Linked DNA regions of Homo sapiens: region 1 is linked to region 2. The links are chromatin loops, found by intact Hi-C in ENCODE. Cell type or tissue: CD4-positive, alpha-beta T cell. All regions are shown on one strand. Each heading gives the region's core, and the rest is flanking DNA. Links, peaks and the distances in the headings are about the cores only. Region 1 overlaps IL34 (interleukin 34). Region 2 overlaps WWP2 (WW domain containing E3 ubiquitin protein ligase 2).

Region 1 (2,911 bases), core at 136-2,635, 860 kb before region 2:
AGGAAAAGTTAAAAAATTAAAAAGAAAAAAAAAGGGCCGGGCGCAGTGGCTCACGCCTGTAATCCCAGCACTTTGGGAGGCTGAGGCAGGCGGATCACGAGGTCAAGAGATGGAGACCATCCTGACTAACATGGTGAAACCCCGTCTCTACTAAAATTGCAAAAATTAGCTGGGCATGGTGGCGCGCACCTGTAGTCCCAGCTACTCGGGAGGCTGAGGCAGGAGAATCACTGGAACCGGGGAGGTGGAGGTTGCAGTGAGCCAAGATTGAGCCACTGCACTCCAGCCTGGTGACAGACCAAGACTCCGTCTCAAAAAAAAAAAAAGATACATAGAGCCACACAGACATCTCCACTCTGCAAAAAGAACCAAATATTCCGATTTCTAGGTCTTTAGCTCCCTGGCTAATAAGTGCCTGGGGTTTGTCAAAGAGCTCCAGGTGTCCATTCCTGAGTCATATGGTGACTGCCATCATGGAGGTGGGATTAAAGTGAGATCGAGGAGGAGGGGTGGAGGCCCCAGGAGATGGCAGGAGGAGGGTCAGTAAGTGCAGACCAGGTGCATGGGTAGGTTTCGGAGAAAGGCAGAGAAACAGGCCATGGTCGGCTCAGGGCTGACACAGGTCCTAAGAAGGGCTCTGAATGTCCAGAGGCCTATGCCAGGTGAACCCCGGGACGCGGGGACAGGGACACAGCTGGTGCCCACGTGGTTACCATGTACTGAAGTCGGCTCCTGTACTGCAGCTTGTCCCGCAGAAAACCCGTGACAGTGCACTCCTCATTCTGCGTCAAGGGCCACATCTCCAAAGGCTCATTCCCCAAGGCCACGCCAAGGAAGATCCCAAGATCTGTGGACCACACCCGACAAGAGCACATGAGCACCCTCCATCTCATCCACGCCGTCCACAACACGCAAAGCCGAGCACAACCATCATCCATTTGCATAGGAGACAAGCACCAATGGGAAAGGTGTGGTGGGGGGCACGGGATCTGGAATGCTTTCCCTGGGGTCTGGCTCCAGAACAGCAAGGTCAGGCAGGCACTAGCAGTGCAGAGAGTCCACACCCACCCCATGCCGGCCACTGGAGCCCCCCAGGAGGCACGCCTCAGGGTCGACGTCTGGTCTCCCCGCTTCTGTCGCTCCGTGGGGCAGGCACAACCTCCCGCCCAGAACAGCCTCTGCCCCTGGTGTCCGGGTGATATGTTTTCAAAGCTCGTTGCTGGGTTTTCCAGCCCGGCATTCAGGAGATCGAATCATCCTGGATTCTGGTTTCAACTTGATAAAATGACTCTTCAGTCACCCACGCCCCACACCACTTTCCTTCCTGCTCTATCTGATCTTAGTGTCCCTCCCAGCTAACTATGCCAGCGGGTCTGTAGCGCCTTCCAGTCTGGTCATTCTAGGACGTTAAGCAGATCTCATACTTGGCTGCCTCTCTTCCTGCAACAAACGAGCCGCTGAAACATTACCATCCTTTGCCACTGGGGGTCACTGTGACTCCAAAAACAGCCTATACGATTTCCATGTGACTGAACAGAAAAAAAGGAGAGAATTCGCAACAAATATGAATAAAGGTTAAGTCCATCAGAGCAGAAAGAATAAAACAGAAGTAGGCCAGCAACTACCCAAAATATCAGACTCACTAACTAGATAAATAAATTCACATTAAAACAATCAGATATAATTTTTCTTTTTCTTTTTTTTGGTCACCCTGGCTGGAGTGCAGTAGTGGGATCATGGCTCATTGCATCCTAGAACTCCCAGACTCAAGCGATCCTTCTGCCTCAGCCTCCAGAGTAGCTAGGACTACAGTTGCATGCTACTACGCCTGCTAATTTTTGTATTTTTTGTAGAGACCTGGTATCGCCATGTTGGCCAGACTTGCCTCGAACTCCTGAGCTCAAGCAATTCTCCTGCCTCAGCCTCCCAAAGTGCTGGGATTATAGGTGTGAGCCACTGTGCCTGGCCCATTTTATTCAAATGAAAAAGTTTTTGTGTTTGTGGTTTTGGGTTGTTGGGGCTTTTTTTTTTTTTTTTTGAGACAGGGTTTTGCTATGTTGCCCAGGCTTGTCTGAAACTCCTAGTGTCAAGCGGTCCTTCCATCGTGGCCTCCTGAGTAGCTGGGATGAGAGGCATGTGCCACTACACCCAGCTTCCCAGCTTTTTCTTTTTTAGACAGAATCTTTCTCTGTCACCCAGGCTAGAGTACAGTGGCACAATCTCAGCTCACCGTAACCTCCACCTCCCAGGCTCAAGCAATTCTCGTGCCTCAGGCCTCAGCCTCCCAAGTAGCTGGGATTACAAGCAGGGGCTACTACACCCGGCCAATATTTTGTATTTTTAGTAGAGATGGGGTTTCACCATGTTGGCCAGGCTGTTCTCAAACTCCTGACCTCAAGTTGATCTCCCTGCCTCTGCCTCCCAAAGTGCTGGATTTACAGGCACGAGCCACCATGCCCGGTCATACACCCAGCTCATTTCGTTTTAACAATTACTACTTGATGTTGGCCAAGTAGTGAGACAAGTGCTGTCCTGGAAAGCAATTTAGCAATTTCTGTTATTAATCGATTTAGTAGTATCCGCACCCTTCAAACCACTAAGCCTTAAAAATGTCTATACTCTTTCACCCAGTAAATACACTTCTAGGAATAAATTGGAAGAAAAGCAAAAAAGATATAACCAATAAATTATGAACAAAGATGTACAGAGCAGCATTTATTTTATAACAGTGAAAATCTGGAAATGGCCTAGACGTTCCATAATAATGCATGTAGCCAATAAAAATCACATTGTCAAAGATGTGGCTGTGCTATGAGAACAATTAGATATGCTTAGTGAAGCTTAAAAACAGCATGACTCAACACTATCTGTGTTCATAGCATGACTACCAAATCTCTATGGGAGATTTTTT
Region 2 (2,911 bases), core at 324-2,823:
AAAAAAAATATGAAGTGTAAAAAAAAAAAAAAAATCCCTAACCTGAAACCACTGGGATAACTGCCAGTGATCATCATCACCAATTTATCGTTGGTAAATTGCCTTCCAGATTTTCATCTTTTATTTATTCAATTCTTTAAAAATTCTTCACCCCCATAAGTCACTCTTAAATGACTGCAATACAAGCCCATAATAGGTATATGTTAACTATTCTTTCATTGTCGAATAGACTGCTTGCAATTGTTCGCTCTGGGGAAATTACCGTGAACATATACATCTGCATGCCTTTCTTGAGTATTCCTCCAAAGGATACGAACACTTTTTAAAGTTCTTAAAACTGCCCATTCCTTTCCAAGAAAGGTAAACCCATGTAGCCTCCCATCAGTGCTACAGGAGAATATTCATTTTACCAGACATCACAGAGTGCTAAGGGATATGCTTGTTCACTTTTTGCAAATCCATGGGTTAAAAACGCATGGTGTAAAGACAACAGCTAAGGCCGGGCGTGGCGGCTCATGCCTGGAATCCCAGCACTTTGGGAGGCCAAGGTGGGAGGGCTGCTTCAGCCCAGGAGTTCAAGACCAGCCTGGGAACATAACAAAATTTATAATTTTTTTTTTTTTTCTGAGATAGAGTTTGGCTCTTGTTGCCCAGGCTGGAGTGTAATGCCACAATCTCGGCTCACTGCAACCTCTGCCTCCCAGGTTAAGCAATTCTCCTGCCTTAGCCTCCTGAGTAGCTGGGATTACAGGCGCCCGCCACCGTGCCTGGCTAATTTTTGTATTTTTAGTAGAGACAGGGTTTCACCATGTTGGCCAGGCTGGTCTCAAACTCCTGACCTCAGATGATCTGCCTACCTTGGCCTCCCAAAGTGCTGGGATTACAGGCGTGAGCCACCGCACCTGGCCAATTTATAAATTTTAACTGAAATAAATAAAGATAATATTTAAGATTTTATGAGTACTTATTAAAGACCCTCTGCCATGTGCATACATTTTCTAACTGAATCCTCACAACAAACCCATGAGGCAGGGAATATATCATCACCCCATTTTACCCAGGAGAAAACAGGCTTGAGAGGCAAGGTCACTCTCCCACTCTACATAGCCAGGGAGCTACAAGCCAGACTGTGCACCCGGCCGGTCTGATTCCACATCATGCTGCATATTATTATTGAACTTTACTTATTTGTTCTATTGCTGTTCTTCGATTACCAGCAAGGTTGAATATTTTTGCCATGTGTCGTTAGTCATCTACATTTCTTCTTCCGCTCATAGCCTTCATGTGGCAACAATTCTGATGTTCGTTTGGGACCAGCAAGCCAAAGACTCATGGAGTACAAAGCTACACAAGCATCACACCGAGGAGCTAGACAGACATCCTAGTGTATATTACCCCTGGTGGAAACGCCAGGTCGCTAGGGTAAAACACATCTAGACGTCTCCCATCCTGCCCCAAATCAGAGATACAACTGATGCTCCCTTGCCTGTAATGGCAAGTCTATCCTAGCCTGAGCTTCCCTGTTTGAGTATAAGCAAATCCCTCCCTCCCAGACTCTTCTGAAAGGTGACAGTCCTACAATGGTGTCTACAACTTGGCAAAGGCCAAATTCACCTTCAGATTTTTTATAGCAGTAACTATCTTCCTCTGGCCCCAAAGGAACAGAAGGGAGGAAGACAACAGATAAAAAATCAGCTGTGGCTAAGATTCAGAAGCGACAAGGGAACAGTACTAGGGACAAAGGTTTGTGGTACTGAGGCATGGCCCAGGGTAGAAAAATGAGGTGCAGTGATTTACACACGGACCAAGGTTAACTGAGGCCACCTGGTGGTAAGAGCATGAATCTACATGCCTTTAAAAAATAGGGACTACAAATGGTGCATTACTTAGGACGTTTGACTTTACAGGGGTGCGAAAGCGATATGCATTCAGTAAAAACTGTATTTTAAATTTTGAATTTTGGTCTTTTCGCAGAATAGTCATATGCGGTACTACTGGGCAGCGGCAGTGAGCCGCAACACCAGTCAGCCACGTGATCACAGGGGCAAACAATTGATACTCTGCCGTGTACCCCTTCACCAGATGATCTTGCCTAGCTGCGGGATATCGAAGTGTCCTGAGCACATTTAAGGTAGGCTAGGCTAAGCTATGATGCTCGGCAGATTAGGAGTATCAGATGCATTTTCAACTTGCGATATGTTCAACTTATGATGGGTTTTTCAGGACGTAACCCCACTGTAAGTTGAGAAGTATCTGCGCTCATACACATACACACTTTTTCCTGAAACTCTGAGAGTAAGCTCTAGACATTGTGCCCCTTTACTCCTAAATATTTCTGGGTGTATTTCCCAACAAACACATTTTTTAACATAACCAATAGCACAATTATCAAAATCAGGACATTTAACTTTTTATAATACTAATATTTAATTTACAGACTTTATTCGTATTTTGCCAATTGTCCTATCGATGCCCATCATCGCAAAAAAAAAAAGAAAGAAAAAAAAATTTGTTCTGGTCCAGGCCCCAATCTAGGATCATACTGGCATTTAGTACTCTTATTTTGAAGCAGGGCATGGTGGCTCACGCCTGTAATCCCAGCTCTTTGGGAGGCCGAGGCAGGCAGATCACTTGAGGCCAGGAGTTTGAGACCAGCCTGGGCAACATGGCTAAACCCTGTCTCTACCAAAAATACAAAAACTAGCTGGGCGTGGTGGGGCACAACAGTAGTCCCAGCTACTCAGGAGGCTGAGGCATGAGAACTGTTTGAACCCAGGAGGCGGAGGCTACAGTGAGCTGAGACCACACTCCAGCCTGGGTGATGGAGAGAGACTCTCACAAAAAAAAAAAAAAAAAAAAAAAAAACCTCCTATTTTTAAGTTTCCAATCTATAGAAAAATTGAAATAGAAC

The links. Hi-C counts contacts between places; a loop is a spot of excess contacts. Peaks named below come from ENCODE experiments on the same cell type or tissue, not always from the same donor. Only the 100,000 strongest peaks of a DNase experiment are listed, where the experiment ranks them.
Region 1: a loop joins it to region 2, with 25 times the contacts of the local background. A loop is called at or near these places in 3 of 110 quality-filtered maps.

What each region holds. Positions count from the first base shown.
Region 1 is chr16:70,652,474-70,655,384 of GRCh38, reverse strand. It overlaps IL34 (interleukin 34), which reads right to left. Exons shown (of 6, transcript NM_001393494.1): 2 at 714-847. Among named protein-coding and RNA genes, the nearest start is that of IL34, 7.4 kb to the right of the region's middle. In CD4-positive, alpha-beta T cell, for the core only: a CTCF peak has its summit at 1,498 (motif pointing right); a DNase peak (open chromatin) is centred at 1,484.
Region 2 is chr16:69,795,604-69,798,514 of GRCh38, reverse strand. The region is part of intron 2 of WWP2 (WW domain containing E3 ubiquitin protein ligase 2); the gene reads right to left. Among named protein-coding and RNA genes, the nearest start is that of WWP2, 35 kb to the right of the region's middle. In CD4-positive, alpha-beta T cell, for the core only: CTCF peaks have their summits at 1,648 and 1,848 (motif pointing left); a DNase peak (open chromatin) is centred at 1,804.